Regions from separate parts of the Mus musculus genome. Here regions 1, 2 and 4 are each linked to region 3. The links are chromatin loops, found by intact Hi-C in ENCODE. Cell type or tissue: left cerebral cortex. All regions are shown on one strand. Region 1 has its middle 11 kb from the start of Cda. Region 2 has its middle 8.3 kb from the start of Mul1. Region 3 holds the start of Mir7019 (microRNA 7019). Region 4 overlaps Ece1 (endothelin converting enzyme 1).

Region 1 (8,000 bases), 59 kb before region 3:
TGCTCTTCCAGAGGACCCAGGGTCAATTCCAAGCAGCAACCTGGTCCCCTGCACCCACCCATTACTACAGTTCCGGGGCCTCTGATGCCCTCTTCTGGCCTCCAAGGGCACTACACACAAATGATGCACAGACATGCAGGCAAAACATTCTTCATATGCGTAAGATTAAAAAAAACCAAGTCACGCACGGTGGTCCATACCTTTCATTCTAGCCTTCAGGAGGCAGAGACAGGCAGATCTCTGTAAGTTTGAAGCCAGCCTTGATTACATAGTGAGTTCCAGGCAGCTTAGGTAGGCATAGTGAGGTACTAACTCAAAATAAAAATAAGTTAATAAATAAAATCTTTTTAAAATTTTTCCAGGCCAACTTCAACTAGATAAGAAGCTCGAGTCCATCCGGTCTTACATGAGAACACATCTCAATAATAAAGAGAGAGAGAGAGAGAATAGAAATAGCTAGAGAAACTATCATAAATGTGAAATATAATAATTATGGGTAATGTTAGAAGAATACAAAGAAATAGCTTTCATTGTTTGTGTTTGTGTGTTTTTAATCATATGTAATATATACGAATATGTACACATAATATTATATATTATATATCCCATATTATAATATAATCTATAACATAATACACATATATATGTGAATATATATATACTATTTATAATTTGTGTCTATGTACAATTCTTGATCTACATGAATTCCTGGTGCTGGGGAATCTCTGACAGTAGTAGAGCAAGCCAGTCTTACTACCCAAGCCCTGGAACCAGGGGAGGAGGCTGCCTGCAAGAGGCTGCCTACTAGCTTTATGGAGTTGGTTCCCTCGTTCCAACTCCACAGAGGTTCTAGGGATCGAAGCTCAGGATACCAGATTTTTTTGAGACAAATGCGTGTGCCTGCCAAGCCATCTTACTGGCCCAGAAAAATGATCAATTTTTAAGTAATTTAAAGAAAAGATGTCCATTTAATTAAAAAAAAAGTAGAAAAAGACAAGATGAGAGTGAAGCGAAGCTAAAGAACAGGTCCCTGCCACAGACCCCCGTCTACCCAGCTCAGAGCCCTGATGCAGACCCCTCTCCACCCAGCTCAGAGCCCTGATGCAGACCCCTCTCCACCCAGCTCAGAGCCCTGATGCAGACCCCTCTCCACCCAGCTCAGAGCCCTGATGCAGACCCCCGTCCACCCAGCAGGTGCAGAGGCTCCCGTGCATCACTGTAATGAGGTTGGCTGTAGACGCATGGGAAAAGCTAAGAGGCAAAAGCTAAGAGGTGGGCTGATGCTGAGTTACCAGGAACACCTCTAGATTCCACTGCAGAACCAGCCAGCCAGGAGAGCTGCCACCACTGCCACCAACTCCAGAACCTCCCTGCTCTGAACAGCTGCCAGGACATGAATTCACCACGGTCCTTCCCAGCACTGAGAAGCCAGGACCGACCTGGCACCAGGGGACATCTCTCTGTAGCTGCCACAGAGGAACCAGATCACATCTGCCACAGTGCACCTCTCCCTGACTGACGCTCAAGTCCCTTTCTGAATCATCTGCTCTTCTGAACAGAAGCCACATTGAGGCAGAAGTCCTAGTTACCTGGGTACCTGGAAGGGCCTTCTCCAGCCCTTGAGTGTCTAGAACACAAGGAGCCATGATGGCGGGAGTGGGGGTGTAGGAGGGTGGGGAGGACGGGATGGAGCATGACGGGACTGAGCAGGATTGTCTGGTATCTGCTTGCAGCCCACTCATCACAACCTCCATTTCCACCCCACTATTTCTTCCTAGATCTCCATGAAAGCATCACAAAGTGGTGTCGCCAGAGCCAAGGTAACTGCGCGTCAATCTAATGAGAACCGCATTCATCTGTGGTGCACACCTTTAATCCTAGCCCTTGGGAAGCAGAGGCAGGCAGATATGTGAGTTAGAAGCCACTATGGCTTACATAGTGAGTTCCAGGACAGCCAGGAAACACCTCCTCATCAGAGAGAGAGAGAGAGAGAGAGAGAGAGAGAGAGAGAGAGAGAGAGAGAGAGAGAGAGAGAGAGAGAGAGAGAGAGAAGAGAGACTGTAACCAAGGTTAGCACTAGCAAGAAGAAATCTGAGCGTGACAAGTCAGGAAGCGTTGGCAGTGCTTGCCTTGCAGCAAACAACCTTCCCTCCACTCCCCCTCCGTGGCCTTGGCCTTCAGCACGCCACCTGCACAATCTGAGGTTTGCCATCCTGGATCGATCATCTGCACTCGACTCAGGAGGGAGCCGAGGCAGGCATGAGCCAGCCATGCTGAGGGGATGTCACCCCCTATTAATTTTTACAAGTAGCCAAGGAAGGTGATGGCACTCGGGGAGTTTCAGAGTGTCCAGAGGCAGGTTTTTCTGTGTTTTCATCTGGAAGAGTTGGTTGCTATGCCAACCTAGAACTCATCCCGGAGCTATCCCCCACCCCCTCCCTCTGCTCAACCAAGCATAAGGAATACGCAATTGCCAGGTCTGAGTCTCAACTTCCAGACCAGTGGCTCTTTGGGGGTACTCTGATGGAAATGTAGGGTTTATTTATTTATTTATTTATTTAGTCTACTAGGACCTCTAAAGAAGCAGAGGCCATGGTCTTGAGAAGGGGAGTGCCCCATTCCCATCTCTGTCCCTGTGATAAAATACCAGGCCAAGAAGCAAGTCAGCAGAGACAGGGGCTATTCAGCTCGCTATTCCCAGTTACAGTCCATCACTGTGGGAAAGTCTCGGCAGCAGGAACCGAAGCAGCTGGTCACGTCAGTCAAGAGTGGAGACATAAAGGCGTGAATGCTTGCTCCTCATCTCTTCTCTGTGCCTGTCCAGTCCAAGCCCCCAAACACAGAATATGCAGTCCACTGATGGATGGGTCTCCCCATCTCCACTACCCCAGTTAAGAAGAAATTCCTCATGTGCATGCCCACAGGACAACCTGAGCTAGACTATGTGCCACGGACTCACTTCTCCAGGGAGTCTAGGTTGTGGGAAATTGACAATGAAGGCCATCATCCTGGAGAACAAAGCTCTGTGTTCCCTGAGCGATGAATTATGGAAAAGCAATATCTCACTGCACTGGGTTCTGGCTGCAGCATACGCCAAATTCTTCATTCCGGATACATTTGTTTGTCTCTTAGCGCTGGCACGAACAAAGCCTCAGTAGCTCATGTCACTAACGCATAAAACAGGGGACTCTGGTGAGAATATGCAGCGGTATGACCAGCACATCACACGCTCACATTTTTGTTTTTGCTAGAAAAGTGGGGGAAGGAGCTTCCATTCAGAGGTGATGCTGTCTGGACCACCATGATGCGGGATATTTGTTAATCTCCCTGGGATCCCTGGCAGAGCCAGGATAAATGTCTGCTCCCACAGGCGATTAATCTGGGCAACTTCCACAAATGACAGTTTCCAGTGTGGCCAGCAGGCCACCAGATGGCAGTCTGGCCCTCTCAGGACCTGCTACCATGAAGGCTGAGTCACTGTTCTTGGCAGATGGGCGCTTAGCTATGGTGGGAAGACTAAGGTTAGACAATAACTGCAGGTCACCTCAGGAAGAGAGCCGCCATTTTATTCAGGCCATCTGCATACTCAGCTCAAAGACAACCTTCCTTGCTATTAGATGAAAGCTTATTAGATTCTGGACAATAAAACATGAACGAGGGTCCATCCTTCCTTTCATTCCCCCACGTTTCCTCCCTGCTCCTCAGAAAGGGTCTGTGAAGACTAACACTTCGGTAGCCATCTTAAGGATGATGTGCCATGGTGCACATTTGGGAAGTTAAAGGACAGTCTGTTGAGGAAGGCTGCTCTCGTTCACCCATGTGGGTTCCAGGGCTGGAACTCAGGACATTAAACTTGATACTAAGTGCCTTTACCCCCTGAGCCATCTCACCAACTCTAAGACAAATTTGAAAATGGAAGGCACAAAAATGTGGGACCCGAGTCCCTGAAGACAATGCTGGACGAGATGGAAAGAGAAATAAGATTGCATTTGATATGAACCAACCTGGGCATAAAGTGACCTTTAATCCTTGGACACTAGAGGCAGAGGCAGGAGGATTGTTGCAGGTTTGAGGCAAGCCTGAGTTACACAGAAGACCTTATAATAAATAACTAAATATATAAACAAACAAACAAAATAGCTGATCTGTGGTGGCACACACCTTTAATCCCAGCACTTGGGAGGCAGAGGCAGGCGGATTTCTGAGATCAAGGCTAGCCCGGTCTATGAAGTGAGTTCCAGGATAGCCAGGGTTACACAGAGAAACCCTGTCGCGAAAAACCAACCAACCAACCAAACAACCAAACAACCAAACAACCAAACAAAAACCAATATCCAAACCATTTATTTGGAGCTTTCTCAAAGGTAAGTCAAACCAATACTAACACTTAGAATAAATCATATATCAGAGAATAAATACAAAGTGTAGCAATAACTGGATACAAGGGTAATCTAGCCACAACATCCTCCATCTCATAGGTCACCAGGTGTGTCTTAGGGAGACACCATGATCAAGGCAACTCTTCTAAGAACAGCATTAAATTGGGGCTGACTTACAGGTTCAGAGGTTCAGTCCAGTATTGTCAAGGTGGAAGCATGGCAGCATCCAGGCAGCCATGGTGCTGGAGGAGCTGAGAGTTCTACACCTTGTTCCAAAGGCAAACAGAAGACTGACTCCCACATGGCTAAGGAGGGTCTCAAAGCCCACCCCCATAGTGGCCACACCTCCTAATAGTGCCAGGCCCTGGGTCAAGCATATTCAAACCACCACAAGGTAGGTTCAACTCCTCTGGCTTGCTAAGCTGGTGTTTCTTTCTTCCCTTGTGGCCCCGTGTTTGTTCTTCTCAAATCTGTGTGCTTGATTGAAGGGAATAACTGTTTATTACAATCAAGCAGCCCTTAGAGGGGAGTTCTTCACTCTGGGGTTTCGGGCAGTTCCACTCTGAGGTTTCCGGCAGCTCTACTCCAGAGTTTATAGTATCCTGGATCTACAGCATCCGTTCCAGGGTTTACTGGGATTCCACCCCAGGATTTACTTCTGCTCCACTCGCTTTGGTTATAATAGCTTCAAGACAAGCTCTCAAAATACTGCAGAAAAGTTAATGCTACCAGAAGTAGGCTGCCAGGCACAAGCCTGGAATCCAGATACTCAGGAGGCTGAGGCAGGAGGATTGTGAGTTTGACGTCTGCCTGGACTACAGACTGAGTTCAAGGGTAGCCTGATCAATTTAGTGAGACCCTGGCTCAGACATGACAACGAAAGAATGGTAGAACATTTGTCTAGCATGTACAATATAATATGATATGACAGATTCTTTTGTGTGTATCAGGATTTGCCTGCATGTGACTGTGCACCTTATTCATACCTACTGCCTATATAAGCCAGAAAAGTTTGATCACATGGAACTGGAGTTAGAGATGGTTGTGAACTCCATGTGGGTGCAGGGAATCGAACCTTGCTCCTCTGTGAGAGCAGCTGATGCTCCTAAACACGGAAGCATCTCTCCCTATCTGCCTTGTTTGTTTTGAAACAAGCTCTCATTGCATAACCCTGTCAGGCCTAGAACTCACTTTGTACATGAGGCGGGCCTAGAACTCAGAGCTCAGAGATCTGCCGGCCTCCTCCTCCCCAGTGCTGGGTGGGTTGTTTTTATTTTTAGGCAGTGATAATGCCACTTGGAGCAGAATCTGCTTTAAAAGGACCAAAAGTCTAAAAATAAGAACAAGCTTTGTTATCTTGGGGCCTACGGAATCTATGAATTTGGAAAGAAAATTTCACGAGCTGCTAATAAACATTTAACCTTACCATTTTATAAATGCGAGCAATAAATGAGGATAATTATCAGCTCCAGTGACTTTGACCCCAATATAAATTCTGTTTCCATATCACTTTATTACAGGTATTAACTTATTGACTGATAAATATTTTTTACTTTGACTGCTCCTTCAAGGTCACAATAACTAATAAGCCTATTTCTGGATTGTGCTATTTGGTGCATTAATTAGAATGTATGCATACTCGCTGGGGTATGGTGGTATAAGCCTTTCAGCCCAGCACTTCAGAGGCAGAGGTAAATGGATCTCTGTAAGTTCAGGGCCAGCTTGTCTACATAGTTTCTTCCAGGCCAGCCAGAATATATAATGAGACCCTGTTTAAAACAAATTATATACACTGATATCACAAATATTTTAATTATTCTAGTAATTATTTCAATACATTTCAGCATTTTCAAGATGTTTCCCTAGGTTTCACAAGACAACCAAAGGGGTAGGGCGTTATGAAGGCTGATGAGCCCTAAATAAAGACAGTTTTACACTATTAACATCAACATTGAGGGAGGCAGGAGTAGCAATTTTAATACTTTAAATTTTTGTTACATTTATTTATTTACTTGGAGGGGATGAGCACATAGCATGGTGTGCATGTGAAGATAAAAGGACAAATTATGAGAATTAATTTTCTCCTTCTACCACATGGGTCCTGAGAATCAAACTCAGATTATTCGATCAGCAAGCTCCTGGTTTCAACGAACCATCTCTTTCTTTCTTTCTTTCTTTCTTTCTTTCTTTCTTTCTTTCTTTCTTTCTCTTTCTTTCTTTCTTTCTTTCTTTCTTTCTTTCTTTCTTTCTTTCTTTCTTTCTTTCTTTCTTTCTTTCTTTCCTCCTTCCTTCCTTTCTTTTTCTTTTTTTAGGATAACAAATAGAGAAATACATATTTTTAAAAGAAAAAAATTAATAAGATATAATAATCACTAAATAATGCCCCTTATAGCAGCAAAAGATGTAAAGCAACATTAAAATATGTATGAATTAAAGCTGTAGTCAGGGCCAGGAGTGGCGGCAGCGGCGCACGCCTTTAATCCCAGCACTGGGGAGGCAGAGGCAGGTGGATTTCTGAGTTCCAGGCCAGCCTGGTCTACAGAGTGAGTTCCAGGACAGCCAGAGCTATACAGAGAAACCCTGTCTCGAAACACACACACACACACACACACACACACACACACACACACACACACACACACACACACACACACAAAACCAAAAAGCTGTAGTCAGAGTTTAGCAAACCTTTCCCAGAACCTGACGGATCAGTTAGGCACAAATATGACTCTCTCCTGTGTGTGTGTGTGTGTGTGTGTGTGCGCGCGCGTGTGTGTGCATTTGTGTGTTTGTTTGCGTTGTGCATGTATTAAATAAGGTCTCACTGTGTAGCCATAGCTGGCCTTAAAGTCACTGTGTAGACCAGGCCAGTCTTGAACTTCCAAGTACCAGGAACAAAAAAAAGTCCCCTTCAACTGGTTAACTGAGCTGACTCAGGAGGAATAGAAACTTCTAATAGCCCAATAAACCACCCCACCCCCCGAAGTTCTCACCATGTAGTCAATTTACCTCAGCCTCTCACCTGCTAGTATTGCAAACTTGCACTACACCGATTGGCTCTATTCCTACATTTTTTTAAAAGATGAGTACACTGTAGCTGTTTTTAGGCGCACCAGCAGAGGGCATTGGATCTCACTACAGATGGTTGTGAGGCACCATGGGGTTGCTGGGAATTGAACTCAGGACCTCTGAAAGAGCATTCAGTGCTCTTAACTGCTGAGCCATCTCTCCAGCACTCCAGCTAGCCCTTGTTTTATTGTTATATTTAGACAGAGTCTCACATGTACCCCAGGCTGGCCTGGACTTGGCTCACTATGTAGATCAGGCTGGTCTTGAACTCACAGAGATCTGCTTGCCTCTGCCTCCTTAGTGCCAGGCTCCCAGTGATGGGACATTTACCCGGTTTCTTTCTCTGTGCTGTTCTGATGGACATGTCAGTCACATCCCATTCATTTCTGTGGAAACTGACTAAGGAAGTTGACCAAGGGCTTCCTGCACACTGCGCTATGTACTTTCCTAACATCTCTGGCTGATTTCCCATAAATTACTGTATGTCCCATTAAAAATCTGCTGTTTCCTTTTTTCTGTTTTAGTTTACAGCCTTCAGTAGTATTTGTCTAC
Region 2 (8,000 bases), 110 kb before region 3:
GGGGCATCGGCATGCCCTGGTGCATGTGTGGAGGTCATGGGAGTCAGTTCTCTCCTCCTAGTGGGTTCTGGGATAGAACTCAGACCAGCAGGCTTAGATATCAGGAGCTTCACCCACTGAGCCACCTCACACCACCATGTCCAAAGCATAGTTTTAATGAGCACGTATCCCTCCCAGTATTCTCTCCCAGTACAGAGAGGGGGTTCAGAGGGCACAAGAGTGACATTTTTCTTTTAACAATCAATTAAAAAAAACTCAGAGTTCATAAAATGGAATGTGCTATGAAACGGATTTATTTTTTATGGATCCCTGTATGTTAGCTACACCATTTGTGTGCAATGCCTGTGGAGGCCAGAAGAGGGCATCGGGTACCCTGGAACTGGAGTTCCACATAGTGGTGGACCTAACATGAGCAGTAAGTGCTCTTAAGAGATGAGCCATGGCTCCAGCTCCCACATAGATTTCTTTCCTAAAGAATAAAAAAGAACAAAAGCTTAAAGGAGCAGTAAACTAACATGCTATGGGCAGCTAGGGTCAGTTAACCATGGGATCAGAGCTCAGCTTTGATGGAAATGTGTGGAGGAACAATTAAGTGAAAGCAAAGCAAACAGCGAGAAGATTCCAGGGCAGGGTCATTGCAGTGCAAGCCCCGAAAGGAAGCAGTCACTACTTACAAGCTGCAGAGTTGGTACACGGCCTACCAATGACAGCACTGCCATAGAGCTCACAGGACTCAGGCTTTGGGGCTTCCTAAAAGAAGAGACATCCACGGAGGAACACCTAGAGCCCACATCAGCATCCTTCTTAAACACTAATTACCACCAGGTGAAGCATCCGTTGAAATCTTTCCCTTATGTTTGTCTTGTTTGTTTTGTATGGTGGATGTTACCCACACTACCCACCAACTCCTCCTCTAGTGATCTTCCTGCCCACTGAGTAACTGGAGCTATAGGCTCATGTCACCATTCCTGGCTTCTTTTGTCTGTATCGTCGTCGTTGTTGTTACTTTTGATTTGTTTGTGGTGCTGGGAATTGAACCCAGGGCCTTGTGCATGCTAAGCAAGCACCCTACCACTGAGCCATACCCCCAACCCTGGTTTCTGGTTACCAAGAGTTCTTCATATATTCTTGATAGCAGCCCTTGATGAGATCACATATTTGACTTGCTGACATTTCCTCCTGTCTCCAGCTTGACTTCTCCTTTGGAGAACAGAAGTTGCGAGGATTTATAAAGTCCAGCAGAACCGGTTTCCCTTTAGGGGTCCTGCTTTTATTGGCTCATCTACAAAATCATTGCCTGTGGGTTAAAGGAGTGGTCTGGGAGACAAAGGTGTTTGCTCTGCAAACACAAGGACCTGAGTTCAAATCCCCAGCAGCTACATAAAAAGCCAGGTGAAGAGTGGGGAACCCTGGGATCTCTCTGGCTAGTAAACTTCTGGGGAGAGTGAGAGGCCTTGTCTCAAAGCAGTAAGGCAGGGAGTAGAAGGCACTCAGTGTCCTGCTTTGGCCTCCATGTGGAAGCTCACAGGTGTGTATGCTCACACAGTCACCTGCATATACCATACATACACACATACACCGCACACACACACACACACACACACACACACACACACACACACACACACACACATACACCACATATACTACACTACACACATACACACACATACAGCACACACTCTCTTACACTATATGCAACACACACATACCACACACATACACCACATACACACACACACCACATATACACTACACACATACACAGACATACCACACACATACAGCACATGTATAGCACACACACAAACACACATACATGCAACACACACCACATACAGACATACCATACACACACACCACATACATATAGTGCACACACACTCTTACACTTTCACATTACATGCAACACACACACATACTGTTGTGTTGTATAAAAATAAAGAAAGAAGGAATATGTCTGGTGGAGGTGTAGTCATGTGGGGGGAGGGACGCCTCTTTGGGCCCCTGCTGAGGCATCCCTTCCCCCTGAGGGACCAGCCACACCATGGTATAGTGTAGAATAGAGTTTATTCAGGGCAAGGGAAGGGGAGTTGAGAGGGTAGGAGAGACAGAGAAAGGGAGAGAGGGAGAGGGAGAGGGAGAGGGAGAGGGAGAGGGAGAGGGAGAGGGAGAGGGAGAGGGAGAGGGAGGAGGAGTAGATGCTGGCCATGAGCACATGGGGGTGGGCAATGAGGAGATTGGAAGGGACCAGAGGACAGAGCAAGAGCAAAAAGGCAAGAGCAAGAGAGGAAAGGGACAGGCAGCCCCTTTTGTAGTGAGTCAGGTACACCTGGCTGTTGCCAGGTAACTGTGGGGTGGAGCCTAGACAAAGTGCTAACACATGCAACACACACACACAACACATATACATTCACATGCAACAAACACACACAGAGTACACACACACACACTTTTGTCTACATTAAAATCACAAAAATGGCCAGGCATGAAAACAGACTCTGGAGTCCCAGAGTAGGGAGGTAAGGACAAGGCTTGGGAGATGGGAGGTCAGTCCTGGATTACAAAGCAAGACCATCTCACACTGAAGCAAGCTGGATGTGGTGATGTGTGTCTTTAATCCTAGCACTGGAGAGGCAGAGGCAGGTGGACGTCCGGTGAGTTGAGGTCAGCCCAGTTAACACCGGGAGTTCCTGACCAGCCAGGGCTACATAGTAAGACCTTGTCTCAAAACCAATAGGCAACTCACACACATTTCCTCTATGTTTTCTCAAAGGTTGTGCAAGTTTAGGGTGTGGTTAGCTTTGGCAGCTGGATCTGGCATGGTTTCCCATGAAGCAGTGCGTGCTATCATCATCACCCCAGCAAAGCAACGAGGGCTATGTTAATCCCCAGCTCACAAATACAGGCACCAAGGCTCAGCCAGGAGACATCACTTAGGGCTTATCCACCGTACATGCTTCAGTAGAATGTAGTGTTATGTATCTTTCTGAGACAGAGTCTCATGTGTTCTAGATTCACTCGGAAATTACTGTGCAGTGGAGAATCGCCCTGAGCCCCCGATTCCCCTTGCCTCTACCTCATGGTGTGAGGGACTGTGTCCAGTTTATGCGGTGCCGGGGAGCTAACCCAGGGTTTCACACCTGTGAGGCAGACACTCTGCCAACTGAGCTACATCCCACTCAGTTAATATCGTTGGCCTCCGAAACAACCCGGCAACTGAGTCATTTCCATCTGTGAACCATATCGCTTGTATTCAAATGTTTATCACCACAGCCCATCTGGAGAGCTGGTGTCGAAGACAAAATTCCTGGATTCAAATCGAGGCTCGGGTCAGTCCGTCACTAGGGAAAATGCAAATGATTTGTTTGCATAAACTCACCCTCTAAAAGCCTTTCAGTCATTTTACGTCACGGGGAATGGCCAATGGTTGTTGCAGTTGATAGTTTCAGCCACGTGGGGGCACCAGGAGCATGGGATACAGAAGATTGGTGCCCATGAGGGAGACAGGCTCTAGGGAAGTGAGGAAGGAAAGGAAAAAAAGACTTTGGTTTTGTATTGGTTGGTTGCGTGGTAGGTTGGTTGGTTTGGTTTGGTTTGGTTTGGTTTGGTTTGGTTTGGTTTGGTTTGGTTTGGTTTGGTTTGGTTTGGTTTGGTTCGGTTCGGTTTGGTTCGGTTTGGTTCGGTTCGGTTTGAGGCAGGGTCCCATGTGTCCTAAGCTTGCTTCAACCTCATCACTACGAAGCCAAGGATGTGCCATGATGACTTCACCGAACATGACTTCAGTCTCCTGCGACTCCTGCCTCCCCTTCTCAAGTGCTGGGATCAGAGATGTGCATCATCAGGGCCGCTTCCCGGTTTCCATAATGCTGGGGAATCAAACGCCAGCCTATTGCAAGATGGTGAGCACTCTATCAACTGGGCCACAACCTCAGCCCGGACAAGGGAAATTTCAGGAAGGCACTGACTGAATTATGGTCCCTCGAGAGCCCAGGAAAGGCTCAAGCTCACTGCTCACCAGCAGGCTCTGTGGCAGTATCTTTAAAAGACCTTTACCCCTACCCTCGCCCGGGAACCACAGGAGCCATGTAGCCAACAGGAAGACATCTACAACCTGTTGGTAAGGAAGGGTGGCTCACTCAAGTCAGGCGTGGGAGTCAGGTGCCTGAGAGCTAGGTCAGCCATGCCATCTCTGGCCAGGCCTGTCATCTACCTGAACCTAACAGGTGGCGGTGGCGGTGGTGGCAGTGGTGGTGGTGTGGCTTTCTTTTTTTTTTTTTTTTTTTTTTTTTTTTGACTTTTCAGGGTTTTTAATAGTCACACGCAGAGGGCTGGTTCATTTCAGATCCTTCACTGCCAAACCCGGGGGTAGGGACTGCTTCAACTTCTCTGCCTTTTCCTTGTCTGTGATAACCAGGGTGTAAAGGTACCTGCTGCAGCGAACCTTGAACTTCACATTATCCTTGTTTTTCTTGATCTTGACAGACTTGGCATCCTTCCGCCGGGCTGTCAGCAGAAAGTCCTTGATCTCCTCAATTTTACAAGGCATGGCGACGCGGGCTCGGCTCTGGCGTCCGCACAGCGACGAGAACCGAAGAGAAACAGGGAAAGCGTGGCTTTCTTTAGTTTGGCTGGTTAGTGAAAGAAGATCTCTTGTAGCCCTAGATGGGTTTTGAACTCACACTTCAGGTCAGGATGACCTTGAATTTCTTGTCCTCTCACCTCATCTTCCAAGCTCTAGGATCACGGGGCTGCTACACTATACTCAGCTAAGCCTCAGTCAGTCAGTCAGTCAGTCTGTCTGTCTGTCTGTCTGTCTGTCTCTCTCTAAGTTTTTATTGATTCTTTGTGAATTTCACATCCTGCACCCCAACCCCACTCACCTCCCCATCCCTCCATATTTGCCCTCTGCCCTTGCAACCTGGCCTCAAAAGAACACAAACAAAACAAAACAACAGCTACAAAAATAACTCACTTTGGGAGCTGCCGTGTGTCACCATGTGTCACACAGTACACCCTTTTGCCCAAACAGCTTTTTTTGCAAATGTTCATTGCAGTGAATCATTGGTCTAGTTTGAGGCCTTTGGCTTCTGCTACTGGCTCCTCACTGGGACTCCTCTCTGATATTTGCCCAGGCGAGGTGCAGGGCCTGCTTTCCCAAATGCAACCGCTGGTACAGTGCAAGGCCAACTCGCCTGCTCTTATGCCCTCGGAGCCAGCTTTCCCATGCTGCCCAGGTGCCAACCTGCAGAGCCCTCAGATGTCAGCAAGGCCGTAGGCAGCAGTGCAGACCAGAGATGTCTGCATAGGCTTTGATAGTAACATGGGCCACGGACGACATCAAGACAGGCCCTCACTGCTGCAAGGCCATGGACCCACACATGGCCTTTAATGGCAGCCCCAGGCCTGGATCTCACCACAGCCTCAGGTGGCATTCCAGGCTTCTCACATCAGTTCCTCACTACTGTCAAATCTCCAGTTCTACTTTTCTTCATTGTGCACACATCCTTTGGTTTTTCTTTCTCTTCCATCTCTCCACCACTTACTTTCTCATCTTAGTGACACCTGAGGCCTCTGGGTGTCTTCCTCAGGTGTCACCGCAGGTGAGATCCACCCTGCCTGTGCCTGTGGTATCAAAGCCTCAGTCTCTTATCTGTCAAATGAAAATGGAGGTAGCTGCCTCCTTCCGTGGCTTCCTTAAGATGGATAGCCATTTCAATATTATGAGCCCCACGTCTCCCAGCTAGAGGAAGGGGAAAGTCCCACCTTCTCCACTACATATCTAAGCTCAGACAAAACAAACTTGCAGACAGGACACAACTGTCTATTCAACTGAAACCTTGATGGACAAGCCTGACTCCATCTTAAGGTGAGAAGCTATCTGAGTACAAGGTCAAATTAATGAGCTGGAGAGATGGCTCGGCAGTTAAAAGCACTGGATGTTCTTCCAGAGGACCTGAGTTCAATTCCCAGCACCCACATGTCAGCTCACAACTGTCTGTAGCTCCAGTTCCAGGAATCCAACAGCCTTACACAGACACAAGCGTAAGCAAAACACCAATGTTCATAAAAGAAAAACAAGGTCAAAATGAATTCATTCCTGTCTGACTATGTCTTGACCCATTTTCTAGAATTTGGCATGTTCTATACCACTGTCTCTGACCCGCCAGGTCCCAAATAATGACACAGAGACTTATATTTATTTATGAAAGTTTAGGCCTTAGCTTAGGCGATTTCCCAACTAGCTCCTGTAACTTATTTAACACATTTATTGTAATTCACACTCATCACGAGGCCTCTTACCTCTCATTCCATCCTGGTATGCCTGACTCCTCCACATCTGGCTGGAGACTTCTCTCCCAGAGTCCCTATCTATGCCCAGACGTCCTGCCTTCAACTTCCTGTGTAGCTATAGACTGTCAGCTCTTTATGAAAGCCAATCAGAGAATGCCTTAGGCAGGTGCGGAAGAACAGAGGCACACCATCACACTGTGTACAAAAATCTTACCCCAACACTATACCCTAACCTCTGCCCTGATGAGATGTTCTGCAAGTTCCTATATAACCAAAAATCTTTGGGAACCCCCTACTCTTGCTGTTTTTGAACCATATAAACCCTACTTTTTCCTATATGCAATGGTATTCTCTCAAGTCCTGCTTTAGAGAGATAGCCCTGTGTGACAAAAAAACAAAGCTTGCTTAATTTAACATGTTGCACTGGTGGGTGTCTTAGTTAGGGTTTTACTGCTGTGAACAGACACCATGACCAAGGCAACTCTTCTTAAAGGACAACATTTAATTGGGGCTGGCTTACAGGTTCAGAGGTTCAGTCCATTATCATCAAGGCAGGAAGCAAGACTGTATAGGCAGATGTGGTGCTGGAGGAGCTGAGAGTTCTGCCTCTAGTTCCAAAGACAGCTAAGAGAAGAATGGCTTCCATGCAGCCAGGACAAGGGTCTTAAAGCCCACCCCCACAGTGACACACTTCCTCTAGCAAGGCACACCTCCTAATAGTGCCACTCCTTGGGCCAAGCGTATTCAAACCACCACAGTGGTCTTTACTCTCAGGATTAACAAATGCTCAGACGATTTAGGCTCTTGGCCAATAGATGAGCTTAGAGGATGTTTTCAGCCTGAGATTACAAATAGAGAGAGAGTTTATGTTAGCCAAGAATCCATTCTGTACAAAGTCATGGAAACTCAAGGTCAAGGCTAAGGGGAGACCAGTGAAAAGCCAAGGATGAAAGTCTAAGCAGCCGCCCACTGCCCCATTCACATAAACACCTCCTTAAGTCGGCTCCCTAAGACTCTCATCCCACTGTTATACTTGACCCAACTCGGTAAAGGTAAATGGAGACAGACGGCTCAGAGGTTAAAGAGCTTACTGCTCTTTTAAAAGACCTGAATCCTGCTCCCAGCACTTATATCAGGCCTTAAACTCCAGCTTGAGGGCTGTACTAATGTGCACACGTGTTCACACATGTGTACATAATTAAAATGAAATAACTAGTTATGATGGCGAATCTTGGTTATCAGCTTGCTTTATGTGTAAAGAGGGGACCTCAGCTGGGAGACTGCTCCATCAGATCGGACTGAGGTCATACCCATGATGCACTTTGCTAATTAATAATTGATGTAGAGGATCCAGCTCACTGCAGTGGTGTAGCCACTCCAGGGCATGTAAGCCTCAGCTGCGTGCCAGATAGTGATGTCGCACGCCTTTAATGCCAGCACTTGGGAGGAAGAGGCAGGTGGACCTCTGTGAGTTTGGGACCAGCCTGGTCTACAGAGTGACTTCCAGGACAGCAGGGCTACACAGAGAAACCCTGTCTCAAAAAAAAAAAAAAAAAAAAAAAAGCAGAACAAACAAGGAAACAAAGCAGCCAGTATGCATAATATGCAGCATTCCTCTATGGCTTCTACTTCAGTTCCTGCCTTCTGGACCCTGCCTTGAACTCCTGTCCTGATTTCCCTCGGTACTGGACACAACCTACAAGCTG
Region 3 (8,000 bases):
GTGTGCATGGAAAATAGATGAGCTATCCATTCACACTTCCCAGAATAGCTAACCTATTGTAAGAACAATAGCCGACACCATGAGGTGGGGAAACAGAGCACTCACTCCTGGTGGTGTTGCCAATGGAACATAATACAAAATTAAATAGGTGTTTACCACACCAGCCTGTCGTTGAAGTTGTCAGCATCTACTGGGGGGAAACAGAAACAGTCACACAAAACCCTGTGTGCTGCAGTTTCTATGGAAAACAGTAACCCTAACCTCTGAAGATTAACAATAGACTCATTCTCCCTGGTAATTCCACTTCTGTATGAATATTTGGCATAATGGAAATCGTATACAGACCTTTCTGCACTGAAGCTCAAGGCTACTTACTGACTATAGCCAGGGGGTGAAGTGACCCACCCCACCCCACCCCACCCATGTCCTTCAGTGCATGAATGGATAAACGGAGTAGATACAATAGAGGGTATTATCTAGCCTTTGAAAAGGAATTCTGGCACCTGCTACACATGGATGAATCTTAAAGACAGTGTACGGCTCTAGTTCTAAGAGCCAGGCTTCTCTGCATGCCCGGACAGAGAGGGGAAGAATGGAATATCGTTCTATAGTAGGCACAGAGCCTTATAGTTTTGCAGAGCTGGAATGATGATAGTGGTTGCTTAGCAACATGATCGTTCCTAACACTGCAGAAGTATTCAAATGTATGTCAGACATATTTGACAATATGTGCTAGGCATGTTGGACCATATCTCTAGTCTGAACACTTGTGGGAGGCAGAGGCAGGCAGATCACAGAGTCTGAGGAGAGCCTGGTCTACAGAGCAAGCCAGATATAGATGTAGGGAGACTCTGTCTCAAAAGAAAAGAAAAATTACAATTTAAATATAAATCTATTTAGTGTAGTATATTGATGATGGTAGCAACATTGTTCATAATACCCCGGAACAAAAACATCCACCCGTGAGTGAAGAGACAGTAACATAAGCCATGGTTTGTATGTCCATGATGAAGTCTCCCTCCGCAGTTAGCAAGCAACCAGCTAGACATGCAGATTGGGACCTGAATGTACCTTGGGCAGCAGGCTAAATGTAGAAACTGGGGCTTAGAAAGCTGCACGCTGCACGATTCCATGTCTAACTCTTAATATGGGTCATCTGAGGATGGCACTGTGGTGGTACAGAGGTTGGAGGAACCAAGGAGCTGTGGCTACGGAGCAGCCCTGTGTCTTGACTGGGTGGTCATCACATGAGACCACATGAAGTGAGATTGTAGGAGGCTGCACACTGATGCACAGGTGTGCACGCATGCATACACATGGATACACACATGCCCACACACATGTGCATATACACATGCAAGTGTGGTTGCAGTTAAGTGTGGACCATGCAGTGATGCAGTGTGGAATGTGCTACCGCAGTATGGTATCTTGTGCTCAAAACCCTGGTTGATGGGGATCACTCTGCAAATATCTCTCCCACCCCTCGGGATTTGGGTTTGTAAAGCTATGGGCAAGGGCACACCCATTTCCATTGTATTAAACAGTTAGAAGCTTTGGTTTAAAATATAGTAGCTTCTAGGGACCCAGTGCCTTAGGAACCACAGAAGGCGTGTGTGACAGGCTGGTCCCCAGGGCTGGTCCTGGAGGAAGGGTGACCCAGTCTGGGCTTGAGTCAATAGGGTTTTGCCAGGCACAGCAAGAACGCAGATGGGGGCCTGGGGGAGAGATCGGGAAGGGACTCAGGAAGAGGGAACTGCAGAGCAAGCCCAGATATGCAGGGCAGGGGCATAGCTCAGTGACAGTACTTGCCTAGCGTAGGTAGGGCTCGAGGACCCCAGAAACCAACAAGTGTAGGCGTGCACAGCCCAGCCTGGCATAGCTCCAGGGCAAGCCACAGCTGTCCCCTAGTGACCACAGGGGATGGGTTCTAGGTCCTGTTCAGTCAGATAGCCAAATACATAGGAACCAGGTTAATAAGATGACAGTACTGTATGGACCCGTCCATATTCCTGTGAGCTGTCAGTTGTTAGTATATCACTCACAGTGCCCAACGTGGCATTACACAGACTGGAACAAATGCCATGTGACTGTTCATAGAATAATGGCAAGAAAAAAGTGCCCATACAAGTTACTTGTCTTGTTTTGTTTAGTTGTTAAAGACAAGGTCTCAGGCCAGGCATGGTGGCACACTCCTTTAATCCCAGCACTTGGGAGGTAGAGGCAGGTGGATTTCTAAGTTCAAGGCTAGCCTGGTTTACAGAGTGAGTTCCAGGACAGCCAGGGCTAGACTGAGAAACCCTGTCTCAAACAACTTACCCTCCCTCAAAGAGAGAGAGAGAGAGAGAGAGAGAGAGAGAGAGAGAGAGAGAGAGAGAGAGAGAAAGGTGAGAAAGACTGTCTTAGGCAATGAAGCAGAAGCAGGCTGCATGAGAACCCTGTATCAATGTGCCTCCCCACTCTTGTGTTTGCTATGTAGGTGGCCCCTCCCCTCCCCCCCATTCCCCGCCCTCCACCTCCAGATAACTACATTCTTTTCCCTCACAGGCAATTTTTACACAGAAAACCAAGCGCGTGTCTGACCCACTGGACACTCGATGCTGGCAGGGCTTCCGTCTGGAGGATTATCTGATAGGGCAAGCCATTGGCAAGGGTTGCAATGCCGCTGTGTATGAAGCCACCATGCCCACGCTGCCCCAGCACCTGGAAAAGGCCAAACACCTTGGCCTTATAGGAAAGGGCCCGGATGTCGTCCTGAAGGGAGCAGACGGGGAGCAGGCTCCAGGGACTCCCACCTTTCCCTTTGCCATCAAGATGATGTGGAATATCTCGGTAAGGATGGACTGTCCTCCTTCTGAGCAGGCACGTCTCAAAGAGATTGTCTTTGGGGACTGGGGGAGACTTTCACAGGCTTTCCACAAGAAAGCCTATGGGGTTAGGCTTCTCCTGTCTTATGTGAGCGTCTGATTTTTTCGCAAGTTCTGATGGTGCCGCCCAGGCTTCTGTTCTGTGAACTACTCTGAGCAGCAACTGCCTAAACCACCGGTTTCTGAGCTGACGCTTAGTTCATCTGAGGTCAGCCATAAAACCGTTCACTCCTCCTTCCATGACTGGCTTCTCTGGCCAGGGAGGAGCCATGGTCTTCTCTATACCCCAGCATGATCCAAAGCTGTCTGTCCCCTCTCTGTGGTCAGTTTTGAGCTGGTGGTGACAGAAGACATCCCTGGTGGCAAGCATCAAGGGCTCTGAAATCTTGGCCTCTGTTCATTCCCAGGGCCACTTAACTACCAAGAGTTCGAGGTATAGCAAGCGTTCTCTAAGTGGTACCTTCCGCCGGTTTCGGGGAGTAGATGGTTTGGGCTTGCCACGTTAGAGGTGTTTATCTCACCTCGATGGTCAAAGCCAGATCTAGGTTGCCATCGTCTTGGTTCAGATCCCACAGGTCTGTTTAATCACACGTGCCCTGTGGCTGTGTTTCAGGCAGGTTCCTCCAGCGAAGCCATCTTAAGCAAAATGAGCCAGGAGCTGGTCCCGGCAAGCCGCGTGGCTTTGGCTGGAGAGTATGGAGCAGTTACTTACAGGTGAGCACTCCTTTGCCCACCGAGCAATCACGTGCTCTTTGAGAATAAACGTCTCCCCAGCACTACTACGCTGCACAGTTATCGCGTGATGTCCTGTAAGAATTTTTGATTTGTGGATAAGTTAAACTTGTGTCACACCGGCTAATAATGATGCTGGTGGCTGATTCCCATGGGTGCAGGAGTAAACACCAGCCAAAGAGGCCCAGTTCAGAAGGCTAGGCATTGTCCTAATTCTGGCAAAGCAGTGTGTGGGTGTAGCGCCACCTAGTGGTAAGCCTTTGTGACTGAGGCGCCACCTAGTGGTTCACATGTACTGTCTCCACGGGCGGGAACACTATTGACAGTGGCTGAGAGCCTGAAGTGCAAACTCCCGTAGCCCTAACCCTTCTACTTATTTCTATGACTTTCTTAGCTGCCTGGCTTCGGTCCTATGTGTCTATTCGATTTTTCCAGGTTTCTCTGGTTGACAATTGGTTCTGTATTCTACCTCTGGTGCCTGTGCCAAGGGTACTAGCTGAAATTCTGCTGGGTCTCCAGAGACACCCCCCCCCCCAGACGACTCATGGCTCATGCATGCCCACTTGGCCTCTGTCCGGAAACCTCGGACTCTGCTCCTTGCTGCCTCTCCCACCTCAGGTCTCGCCCTTGCCTGTCTGTACCCTCCCCACTCCCGAAAGCTCACCCCGTCTTCCTCAGAAGCCAGAGCTCTGACTTTCTGCATTGCTCAGGCTGCAGTCTCTGCACACTGCAGACAGACCTAACTTGGACCAAATCTCCCATCTCCCCACACTGCCTTGAAGCTACTATGACACCTGCCAGGGTGCTGCCAGCCTCCTGCTGAGGTCCTGACACTCCGTGTCACCATTCACCCAGGGCAAGGACAGTGCTACATAGTGCAAGGACCCACTCCTGTGACACAGAGGGGCAGTACAAGAACACACATGAACTAGGCCCCAGGACAGGGCAGTTATCCTCCCAAACTTGGCTCATCACTGGGGACTCCTCCACTCTCCTCTGCACCCTTAGCACTGGTGCTCCTCTCTGTGGCTCTTCTGGTCCTGCAAGCCTTTGCTTCCAGTCGCCTTCCCTGTGTCCCCTAAGAGAAGTGACCTACCTGCCTGTTCCTTTTCCCAGCAGCCATCAGGATCTCAGATGAACCCATGAGCACCCTGACCTTGGTTCCTAATGCCCACTTTTGGTCCAGTCAGCTTTGGCAGAGAGGCAGAGCCACCCTGTCCACAGTGCTTTGTGGGGCCCTGGCTGTGGGGCATCCTGCAGGGGTGAACAAGGGCCACCAGGTGGCAGCACTACAGCGAACTGCATCAGTGTTGGGGACTCATTTGGGAAAGAGGATGCTAGTCCCTGTGAAGGGGGAGATGACTTGGGCTGGGTCCCTGTCCTCAGAGAGCTAAAAGAATTACTCTCGTGTTGGATCTCAAAGCGGCGACTCTGCTCTATACATAGTTCCAGCATTGTAGCTAATGCTTGGCTCTCTGTGTGACCATAGTAAATGCTAACAGAGCATCAGCCTTGCTGAGTCCCTGTGCTGCTGAGCACGACTGTAGTGCTCTGTGCGTATCAACCGCCTTGTACAGAGCATCGCTGAGTCTGTATTTCCCACTCTGCCCTGAGCTCAGAGGGAATGAGTAGCATTGCCCAAGGACTGAGTGTGGCAGTCGCCAGGGTCTCTGAGCCACTGTGTTCCACCATGTGAGATGGATAGATGGGCCAAAGGGTGGGCTAGAATGGGAGAAGTCACCCCTGTTGGGGTGCAATAGCTGGAAGAGAGCAGACCTGCAGTGGATATGGCAACTCTGCCTGAATGGGTGCCTGAGGTGGTGGCCTTAGCTCGTCTGCCCAGCACTTGTCTCTGATGCTGGCCCCATCTGCTGTTCCATTTGCCTGAACAGAAGATCCAGAGATGGTCCCAAGCAGCTTGCCCCACACCCTAACATCATCCGGGTTTTCCGCGCCTTCACCTCATCTGTGCCCCTCCTGCCGGGGGCCCTGGCTGACTATCCTGATATGCTGCCCCCACACTACTACCCAGAAGGCCTGGGCCACGGTCGCACACTGTTCCTCGTTATGAAGAAGTAAGTGGTGGTGCTTGTGTGGGGGCGGGGGTAAGGATCGTGCAGCAGCCTCTCCTGTCCCATGGGAGCTGGTCTGTGCTTGGAGCACAGGGAAGAACAAAGCACGCAGAAATGAGAGCCGTGTAGGAGAGAGCTGGGTTAGAATGAATGATAGATCATCTCATCTTCCAGAATGTGCGCTTGGCACCTTGGTAGCTCCTCCCTCTATGGCGTCCTCTTTCAGTGCCAGCTAACTTCAGAGACGGCGCTGAGGAGTTGGGGAGTGACACTGGCATGGCTTCTGAGATTTGGGGTCAGGGTGGATGAGATCTGAAAGGATGCCTGGGAATAAAGATAGGAGAAACTCCAGAAGGGGAAAGGCCCAGTCCTAGCACGGAAGGAGGCCATGGAAATTGTGATCCCCAGACATTCTGTCCCCTCCTGCCAGCTACCCCTGTACCCTGCGCCAGTACCTTGAGGAGCAGACTCCCAGTTCTCGCCTGGCTACCATGATGACCTTGCAGTTGCTGGAGGGCGTGGACCATCTGGTTCAGCAGGGCATTGCCCATCGGGATCTCAAGTCCGACAACATCCTTGTGGAGTGGGACTCAGGTAGCTGCTGGCCAGAGCCACAGTGCTCTGGACACACCCAGAGTGCTCCAAGAAGGGGCATTAGAGACCCTGAGGGCAGTGTGTGTGTGTACATGTGACATGCACATGTCGAGGCCAAAGGTTGGGGCCTGGCCCCTGTCTCCTTCTCTCTCCCTTATGTTTTTAGAAAGGGTCATTCACTGAGCCTGGCGCTCACTGTTTCAGTAAGGCTAGCTGCCCACCAAGGCCCTGGGATCTCTCTCCATCACCCTAGTGCTGAGGTTATAGCTTTGACATGGGTGGTGGGGATCCAAGTAGGTCCTCACTACTCTAACCACTGAGCAATCTCCCCAGCCCTCTGAATATTCTGTACTGCCTTCTTTAGCTCTACTTCAAGAGAGGACTCCCCTCCATCTCATGGGTAAGATAGGCAACAGCCCTCTTACAGTTCCTGGGGTCTTCTCTGTGGCCCCCTTGCAGAACAATACCATCTGTCCTGTAGTTTTTGAACCAGTGAGAGGTAGGAGAGGTAGCCAGATTGTGGCTCAGTGAAAGCTGCCCACACAAACCCCTGGCTTCTCCATCACTGGCAACATGCAGTGAGCATGCAATGAGAAGCCCTGCCTGGGATGTTCTAGAGGATTGCCGGGCTGGAGAGATGGCTCCGTGCTTAAGTGCTCCTCTCTTCTGGATGGCCTGAGTTTGGTTCCCAGCACCCAGGTGGAAACGCACAGCTGCCTCTAACTCCAGCTCCAGAAGATCTGGCGCCCTCTTCTGGCCTCTCCGGGCACCAACACACATAGATAAAAATAAAACAGATCTTTTTTTTTCCAGACCTGAGGAACTGAACCCAGGGCCTTGCGCTCTACCACTGAGCTAAATCCCCAACCCCAAAACAAATCTTTTTAAAAATTAAACTTAAAATAATTAAATGTGTCACTAGAAAGCTTTCTTAGGAACTCCAGGAGCCTTTCTCTCCCAAGGTCCATTTGTTAGATTATTGGCATTACAAACTCAAATGTAAGACTCCTAGAATATAAAGACCCTTGGGGACCATTTTGCCAAGGATGAAGTCTCTGAGCTGTATCTAGTCTAGTTCATCCTTACCTTGGTGGTAGCGTCTGGAGGGGATCTGGGAGGGGCTGTCAGGAGTACAGGCCGACTGCACCGCTCACCTTGGCCGCCTCTCTGCAGATGGCTGTCCCTGGCTAGTGATCTCAGACTTTGGCTGCTGCCTGGCTGACCAGCATGTTGGCCTGCGGCTGCCTTTCAACAGCTCCAGTGTAGAGCGTGGTGGCAATGGCTCCCTGATGGCCCCTGAGGTGAGTCCTGCCTGCTGTGTTTGTGTCCTGCCAGCAGGGGGCATTTCCTAAACGTTCCCAATAAGCGACTGCCCCCACTTTCACTGGGCTGGCCTGAGGTCCCCGGGAGGTCTGTCTGCATCAATGGGTGGCTGTGGCAGATGTCTCCCGGCTTCATGCCTCCCTGTGATGCATTTACATGCAGGGTTCAGATTTGATCCCAGCTTAGGCTGTGCATGAACACAAAAGATGGGCCCAGTGGGGCCTGACCTCTCTTTCTGCTTCCCGCAGGTGTCCACAGCCCATTCTGGCCCCAGTGCGGTAATTGACTACAGCAAAGCCGATACCTGGGCTGTGGGGGCCATCGCCTATGAAATCTTTGGGCTTGCCAATCCCTTCTATGGCCAAGGCAGTGCCCACCTCGAGAGCCGCAGCTACCAGGAAGCTCAGCTGCCTGA
Region 4 (8,000 bases), 350 kb after region 3:
TAATAAATAGCCCAGTCTATGGTGTCCAGTTGCAACAACAATAAAGAGAGAACAATGTGCAGAGCCAGAGCTCAGGACATGGGTTCAAATCTCAGCTTTGTCCCTGCCTACCTATCTGGCCCCTCTTCTTCACATCCCAGGTCCCCATTGAGAACAACAATATCCATCTCACAGTACTGACAGGCTTCACTCTGGGACCAGACCTACTGCCAGCGCTCGGGAATAGCAGTTTCCCTCCTCACCTCTGGCTAGCACTCACCCCCTTCCCCAAGCCGCCACTGCACGCCACATTCAAAGTGGCCAGTGTGGCTATTATTTCTGAGAATACAACCCTTGGCTGTCTTGTGTCTTTTCAGTCCCATCTTCCTCCAACCCGCAGCACTTCAAAGGAGGGAAAGCCCAAGTGTCGTGCCACTGGATTGGCAAATGTCCCAGAGGATCTTGTCCGCCAGCCACTGAGCTCCACACTCAGCCCCCATTCACTCACGTCTGACAAGGTCAATGAGGAAAATACACAGCGCAGATCAAAGGGGCTGTCAAAAGCTCTCGGGGTGGGGGGGTGGGAGGGCACTCTCCCGGCAGGATTTCACGTCACACAAAAGTGCATGCAGGGGGTGCTCCATAAAAGCTCCCCCACTCACATGCCCAGAGATACCAAAAGCTGGTTCCCATGACAACGCCGCTGCCAATGTTATATATAAATGTGTGTCTGTCTGTGTGTGTGTGTGTGTGTGTGTGTGTGTGTACATAGCCACCCAGAGATGCACAGAAATAAACTCTTGGCATAAGTTCCCCCTATTCTAAATGTGAAATAACCTGCAAGGATTGATGACTGGAGGGAAAGAAGAAGGTGGCTTTTGAATAAACAGGCTCGCCTCCCTGGGACTGACACCTGCTTTGCTGTATGTCTGGCTTGTTTCCTGCACCTGGAATAAAGCGATACATCACTGTTGAAAGAATGAATAAATGATGGATAAAGAAGAAAAAGAAAGCCCTGTGTCGTCGTGGGGCAAGCCTTTAATCCTGGCACTAGGGAGGCAGAGGCAGGCGGATTTCTGAGTTCGAGGCCAGCCTGGTCTACAGATCGAATTCCAGGACAATCAGGGCTGCACAGAGAAACCTTGTCTCAAAGAGAGACAGAAACAGAGAGAGAGAGAGAGAGAGAGAGAGAGAGAGAGAGAGAGAGGCATCCTGCCAGTCCGGGCTAGAAAGAGTTCCTGCTGGTGTCTAGTCACATCTAACCTGCTTTTTGCTGGTGGTGGGGTTTTGTTTTTGTTTTTGTTTTTGTTTTTTGTTTTCTGATGAAAGAGCTGAAGCTTGTGAGGAGGAGGAAATTGCTAGGTGTGGAAACATCTGTAATCCCAGCACTAATTGGGTAGGGACCTGAGGCAGGAGGATTGTGAGTTCAAGGCCTGCTTATGCTAAATAGGGAAATCAAGGGACACATAATGAGCTGTGTGTGTGTGTGTGTGTGTGTGTGATTTTCTGTATAGCCCTGTCTGTCCTGGAACTCACTCTGTAGACCAGGCTGGACCCAAACTCAGAAATCCACCTGACTCTGCCTCCCAAGGGCTGGGACTAAAGGTGGGCACCACCACTGCCTGGCAAGAGGTTCTATTTTTAAAATGGGGGCTATAAGTGGTGTCTGGCACCTGCCTTTAATCCCAGCCCTCGGGAGGCAGAGGCAGGTGGATCTCTGAGTTCCAGGCCAGCCTAGTCTACAAAGTGAGTTCCAGATCAACCAGGGCTACACAGAGAAACCCTGTCTTGAAAAAAACAAGCAAACAAACAAAAAACACCCCCCCCCAAAAAAAGAAAAGAAAACAGGCTGCACAAGCCATGCAGAGCAAGCCAGTGAGCAGCATCCTTCCACGGCCTCTGCATCAGCTCCTGCCTCCAGGCTCCTCCCTGCTTCAGTGCCAGTCCTGACTTCCTTCATTGATGAGCAGTGATGTGAAAGCATAAACCAAAAAAGCCCTTGCCTCCCCAGTCGCTTTGGTCAAAGTGTTACATCACAGCAATAGTAACCCTAAGAAACAGACAACCAAGAAAATAGATAAAATCAAGGTGGTATAATACATAAACATTTTAAATGAATTCATTTTAAATGAATATAAATATTTAAACATTTAATATATTGTTTATTATGTTATACATATATTTATATGTACAATATATGTATATCTATATATACATATATATATACACACACATATATATGTCTACTACTCAGTAGGTGGAGTCAGGAGAATCAGAAATTCAAGACCATTCTTGGTTACATATTAAGTTCAAGGCTAGCTTGGGATATATGAGACCCTGACTCAAAAAACGAAACAAAATAAAAAAAAAATAAGTAAAAAGCCATTATGGTGTTGCCTGCCATCTGAGCACTGGAAAGGTAGAAACAGAAAGGTCACCACAAAATTGAGGGCAGTCTGGGCTATATAGTGAGTTCCAGGGCAGCCTGGACTACATAGAGAGAGCCCAGGAGCCTGAGGAGGAAGAACATGTGCTCTTATTTTTTTAAAAAGATTTATTTATTTATTATATGTAAGTACACTGTAGCTGTCTTCAGACACACCAGAAGAGGGCATCAGATCTCATGGCAGATGGTTGTGAGCCACCATGTGGTTGCTGGGGTTTGAACTCAGGACCTTTGGAAAAGCTGTCAGTGCTCTTAACCGTTTTTTTTTTTTTTTTGCTTTTTGTTTTAATCTATCTATCTATCTATCTATCTATCTATCTATCTATCTATCTATCTATCTATCTATCTATCTATCTATCTATCTATCTATCTATCTATTTGAGACAGGGTTTCTCTGTGTAGCTCTGGCTATCCTGGAACTCACTTTGTAGAGCAGGCTGGCCTCAAACTCAGAAATCCACCTGCCTCTGCCTCCCAAGTGCTGGGATTAAAGGCGAGCGCCACCACACCCGGCCAGTTCAGGATTTCTTAACGGTCTGTTTGCCTTCTAATGTCTAAGGACTAGGGGGTGGGTCTTGTCAGCCCCAGCAGCTCTCTCACCTGAAGAACTCTGGGCTCTTTGGCCTCAGGAGATCAAGCGACAGGATGTGGATCCAGGGCTGAGTCCCTTGTGTTCTGGTGCCACCTAGTGGTCGTAACGTAACACTGCCATGTGAAACTGCTTGAGCCAGCCCACGCCCTTTGTAGAACCAGGGATGTACCCAGGTTCTGGGCAAATACATGGAAATGATGGGAGCCTAGGCATGGGCTCCTTGATACCCCAGGTGTGTCATGCTTCCGTACTAGGTCAGCTATGGGTTGTGCCCTATTAGTCTCTGGCTCCGGGACAGAGGCAGATGGATCTCTGGGGCTTGAGGTCAGCCTGGTCTATATAATAAAGTTCCAGGCAGCCATGGCTATATGAGACCTTGCCTCTAAACAAAACGCCTAACACCTCCTTAAAGGCCTATACCACCATGTTTGGTCTTTATTTTGTTTGTTTTTAAGATTTATTTTGTTTTAATTTATGACTCCATGTGAGTGCCTGCGTGCATGTGTGTACCATGTGTAGCTTCTCTCCCAGATACACATTCATCACATGATCAAACTGCACTTCCTTACTTGGTACCACTGTCTCAGGTGTGACATAGTTACCTGTCTTAGGCATCACATGACATGCTCACCTGGGAGGGACAGGGGACACACATTTCAGCATGAGGGTCCTAGGTTCCATCCCCTGCACACCATAAACTCGATGTGGTGGTGCACACCTGTAATCTCCACTCTTGGGAGGTGGAGGCAGGAGGATCAGAAGTTTAGGGTTATCCTCGGCTACACCGAAAGTTCAAGACCAGCCTGGGCTACATGAAATTCCGTCTTAAAGACACAGAACAAAACAAAACAAAAATGAAAATAGTCTTGGGTACTGCTGTGCATCTTCTCATTAACAGCAATCAGCTTAATGCATTCTGCTTAAGATAACAATGTAACCATGGTGGCTGTAACAATGTAACCATGGTGGCTGTAACAGTGTAACCATTGTGGCTGTAACAATGTATCTTGGTGGCTGTAATGCACGACAGGGAGGAGATGCCCTGCACCACACCCATCCACAGACAGTGATGTTGGGATCTGGGTTGTGAGTACAGTGGAATTACAAGCATTTATAGCACGGACCTTTCTGTGCATGGGTAGAACATGTCTCTGCACGGATTCTCATCTTCACTGAAGCACAGTTGTCTTCTGAAGTTATTTGTCCTTGGGCCATTTCTGAAGTGAGGTCTGTGAGGCATTTAAAGACTTCCTTAACTTCTCCTTCCCGGGCTGGAGAGATGGCTCCGTGGTTAAGAGCACTGACTGTTCTTCCAGAGGTCCTGAGTTCAATTCCCAGCAACCACATGGTGGCTCACAACCATCTGCAATGGGGTCCGATGCCCTCTTCTGGTGTCTGAAGACAGCTACAGTGTACTTACATATAATAAATAAATCTTTAAAAACAAACAAACAAAAGACCTTCTCCTTCCCACGGAATGCCTCTGCCTAGCTCTTTGGCTCACACAGTTAAGGATTTCAGATCACTTACATTTTTCCAGTTGTTCTTGACGCAGCTCTGTTCTCTCCACAGTCCTCAGCTGCAAGGGAAAACCCTGAACAGCCAGGCAGGAGGCTCAGGTTTTGCATCGGGAGAGGGGCATTACTGACTTGGCACAGATGGACTGTTTATGAAAAGGAGGGAAGAGAAGAGCAGTGGGGACTCAGGGCGATGAGAACTGTCAGTACTCTTGGTTGCTAGGAAGAGGGTCTGTTAGGAGTACCGTCGTCTGCAGGCCAGGGCCTGGGGGTACAGCAGGAAACTGACAGGAGATGTCCCTTCTTGGGGAAGGGGTGGGCAGTAGCTAGTGTGTGTGCATGGAGTATACACAGAAGTCCATCCTGTGTGTGCATGGGTGTGACGTCACGGAGCCAGGAGAGAGGCCTGGAGCACTAACACCCTCCCTCCCACGACAGCCAGAGGAAGAGCCAACCCTGTCAACACTTGGATCTTGGCCTTTGAACCTTGAGAACAATGAGATAACAGATTTCGGTCATGTTAGGCATCGAGTTTGAGTTTGTGGTGTCTGTCACAGCACTAGCAAACAGACACACCCTAGTCAGAAAGAGACATCTTTGTGGACTAGGAGGCGAGGAAGGGCTTCCTAGAGAAGGTGATGCTGTGTGGGACCTTGAAGGATGGGTAGGAGTTTATGAGGCAGAGATAGATGCCCAGGGAGAACACTGTAAATGGAGACTGTGTAGAAGATAGCCAGAGGAGGTGGGTACCCTGAGAATGCCAGCTACCGCTCACTCAGCTCCCCTTAGGCCCAGGAAATGAAAACACTAGAGACTTAGATTATACCAGCCAGATTTATAATGATAAATCTCCAGCCCCAAAATACCTGTGCAAAGAATACACAACTCAGTTAATATAAATACAAGCTGCATACCTAGATTGGGCAAAAATACCCTACACTGCTCTATTATCCATCTATGAAATCCCTAGCTACTTGTGGCTCCTCCAGACCACGTTGGGTCTGCTCCACCTTCACCCTCTTCTTCCTCCATCTTCTCCCTTCATCCTCCCTCTCTTCTCTCCCTTCTCCTCCTCCTCCTCTCCCTTCTCCTCCTCCTCCTCTCCCTTCTCCTCCTCCTCCTCTCCCTTCTCCTCCTCCTTCTCTCCCTTCTCTAAAACTTTCAGCTGTGCCTTTTCCTTCCATTGCCCAGACACAGGCTCTAGCCTTCTTTGACCAATTAAGATTTCACCTGACATCACCCGAGTGATCTCCTCCTCATTGGGACACCCCTCTTGAGGGCGCAGGAAATACAAATAACAATCCACACCAGGCTTTGTTTTTTGTTTTTGTTTTGTTTTGTTTTTGGAAACTCTAATCAAGCATCTGGGACTGGAAAGTCCTTTGCTCTAAGACAATGGAAACCCGATTTTCTCAGTGTGTGTGTGTGTGTGTGTGTGCGTGTGCGCGCGTGTGCATATGTGAGGGTGCATGTGTGCTCGTGGGTATTTGCATGTGTGTGCGTGGGGGGAGGAGGACACTGTTCTCACCAGCAAGGAGTACGTACAAAGCACCTCCTGGAAGGAATGGCTGGGGGTGGGGGGTGGCACAGGCAGCAATAACCTGTTACTCCTCAGGGTCTTAGACTTCTGAAAGAATTGGTAGCTTTGTGCTGTCCAGGGTCCCTCCCATGATCCAGGACACACATCCTCCAAGGACAGACACACAGACACACTGCTCTTGGTATAAGTACTTTATTTTAATTATAATAGTGCCACACCAAAACTACAGTAGCACAAAACACAATAATACAAAAAAATAAGAGTCCCCAGCTCCAAACCCCATGTCCTTGTGCCTGCAGGGAAACTCCGGGCTTGAGAGAAGGGGTCTTTCTGAGGGCAGATGCCCTTCCCGCTACCGCCCTTCTCAAATCTCTGGAGGGGCGGGGCTTGGGGTTCTGCTTTTGTGCCCATCCATCCCTAACCAGTCTGCGTCTTCCTGCCTTGGCTCCCTGCACACCCTGAGCAATGTCCATATGGCTGAACCCAGTTCAGGACCCCGCTTCTAGATACCAGTATCCAGGACTGCCACTCTATGGAGAGGCAAGGCGACGGGATAGAAAGGGCAGATGATCCAGACCCAGAAGGTCCCCCTTTGTGTGGCAGGGCACGGCTCCAGCACCTTCCTGCCTTCTTATGTTACCTTTCCCCCGAAGAGCCGAGACCTCGAATGTGTTTACAGGGACCAAGAACCTTGCCAGGTGCCTGCTTGTAGTTCCCATCCTAGCAAGCGGGGCCGAGACCATATTGTCTCTGCGTCTTGGTCAAGGAGGACTCCGGCTTCCAGGTGTGTGTGTGTGTGTGTGTGTGTGTGTGTGTGTGTGTGTGTGTGTGTGTGTGTGTGTGTGTGAGCGCACGCCGTGCTGTGTGGTGTGGGAGCATGGCCTGCCAGGGGCTGTAATGGGCACTACTAGGCTTCTCCCACACATATCACAAGAGCTTGCTCCCTGCAGGAGTCATGAGAACTGCGGTGAGCGCCACCTAGTGGGAGCCCACATATCTACTACGTGATGCTGTGGGTGGATGACTTTCTGCCATTCCCTGGAGCCCAATGGGGCTGGGAACATTCCAGTCTTGGCCTGCTCTGGCTACAGCATCCACCTCCAAAAAAACAGAGAGGGGGAGGGGGTGAGGGGAATCCCTCTATCTACAAGGACTGAATTGATTCAATGTGCGTGCCACGGGTGGCTGAAAGCCTGAGAGGTCAGCAGCTCCTGACACTGGACGTCTATCTGGAATGGCTGTCCTGTAGGCAGGTTGGGGTGGTACCCTGGGGCTTCTGGGAATGGGGCTATGGTGTTGGCTTCTAGTCAGGACACTTGGGGGCTCCACTGGGAAAGCAAGCCAAATGCTGCCTCCTAGTGGGGCTCAGGGTCTGCAGCCTGGGGTAAGGCACTAGAGAAGGGGGTCCCAGGAGCCAGGCCAGGGCAACTACAGGCTACAGAGCTTGGAGGGAGAACTGGGCTGAGTTTTTTTTCCCCTTTCCCTCTGCACAGAGGATCAGTGAAGCTGACCACTTCAGGATGTCAGAATTGCTACAGAGAGGCAACGGGTCTCAGGGCCAGAAGAGGTGGGACCAAAAAAAAAAAAAAAAAAAAGACATCTTTGGACAACAGGGTGCATCTGGTGGGGTGTGGGTTCTCAGCTCCAACAGGCTCCTATGTTCTAGTCTAGAGTGTTCGGGTGCCACGTGATATGAAGGTCATTACTCTGCCTTTGTGCTGCCTCAACTATCACTTGGGTATCAACCCATCCTTGTTGGGCTTCCCATGGTTGGACTCCAGCGACAGGACAGGTAAGCTGAGAAGGTCACGCCCATAACCAGGCCCTTCAGCTGCTCACCCCCTCTGCCTGGGCCCCTACATCTCCTGACTGCACCGGTGACTATAGAAGTAATTACACCAGCAATGGGCTAAAGTAGTGCTCGCT

The links. Hi-C counts contacts between places; a loop is a spot of excess contacts. Peaks named below come from ENCODE experiments on the same cell type or tissue, not always from the same donor. Only the 100,000 strongest peaks of a DNase experiment are listed, where the experiment ranks them.
Region 1: it touches region 3 in a loop (5-fold over the local background); 20 of 42 quality-filtered maps call a loop at or near these places.
Region 2: it touches region 3 in a loop (6-fold over the local background); 36 of 42 quality-filtered maps call a loop at or near these places.
Region 4: a loop joins it to region 3, with 3 times the contacts of the local background. A loop is called at or near these places in 7 of 42 quality-filtered maps.

Annotation. Positions count from the first base shown.
Region 1 is chr4:138,374,752-138,382,751 of GRCm38, reverse strand. No RefSeq gene overlaps it. Among named protein-coding and RNA genes, the nearest start is that of Cda, 11 kb to the right of the region's middle. In left cerebral cortex, CTCF peaks have their summits at 100 (motif pointing left) and 3,426 (motif pointing right); DNase peaks (open chromatin) are centred at 92, 2,275, 3,438 and 5,044.
Region 2 is chr4:138,422,339-138,430,338 of GRCm38, reverse strand. It overlaps the pseudogene Rpl38-ps1. Among named protein-coding and RNA genes, the nearest start is that of Mul1, 8.3 kb to the left of the region's middle. In left cerebral cortex, CTCF peaks have their summits at 348 (motif pointing right) and 3,444 (motif pointing right); DNase peaks (open chromatin) are centred at 368, 2,906 and 3,431; H3K4me3 peaks cover 505 bases; H3K27ac peaks cover 678 bases.
Region 3 is chr4:138,315,567-138,323,566 of GRCm38, reverse strand. Pink1 (PTEN induced putative kinase 1) reads left to right here. Exons shown (of 8, transcript NM_026880.2): 2 at 2,545-2,829; 3 at 3,478-3,578; 4 at 5,489-5,671; 5 at 6,099-6,262; 6 at 7,436-7,563; 7 at 7,834-8,000. Mir7019 (microRNA 7019) reads left to right here and starts at 7,367; the gene lies at 7,367-7,435. In left cerebral cortex, CTCF peaks have their summits at 3,853 (motif pointing left), 4,870 (motif pointing right), 6,988 (motif pointing left) and 7,602 (motif pointing right); DNase peaks (open chromatin) are centred at 695, 3,850 and 4,888; H3K27ac peaks cover 1,079 bases.
Region 4 is chr4:137,963,480-137,971,479 of GRCm38, reverse strand. Ece1 (endothelin converting enzyme 1) reads right to left here. Exons shown (of 19, transcript NM_001369179.1): 19 at 6,252-8,000. Among named protein-coding and RNA genes, the nearest start is that of Eif4g3, 26 kb to the left of the region's middle. In left cerebral cortex, CTCF peaks have their summits at 3,119 (motif pointing left), 4,407 (motif pointing left) and 7,076 (motif pointing left); DNase peaks (open chromatin) are centred at 3,111 and 7,070.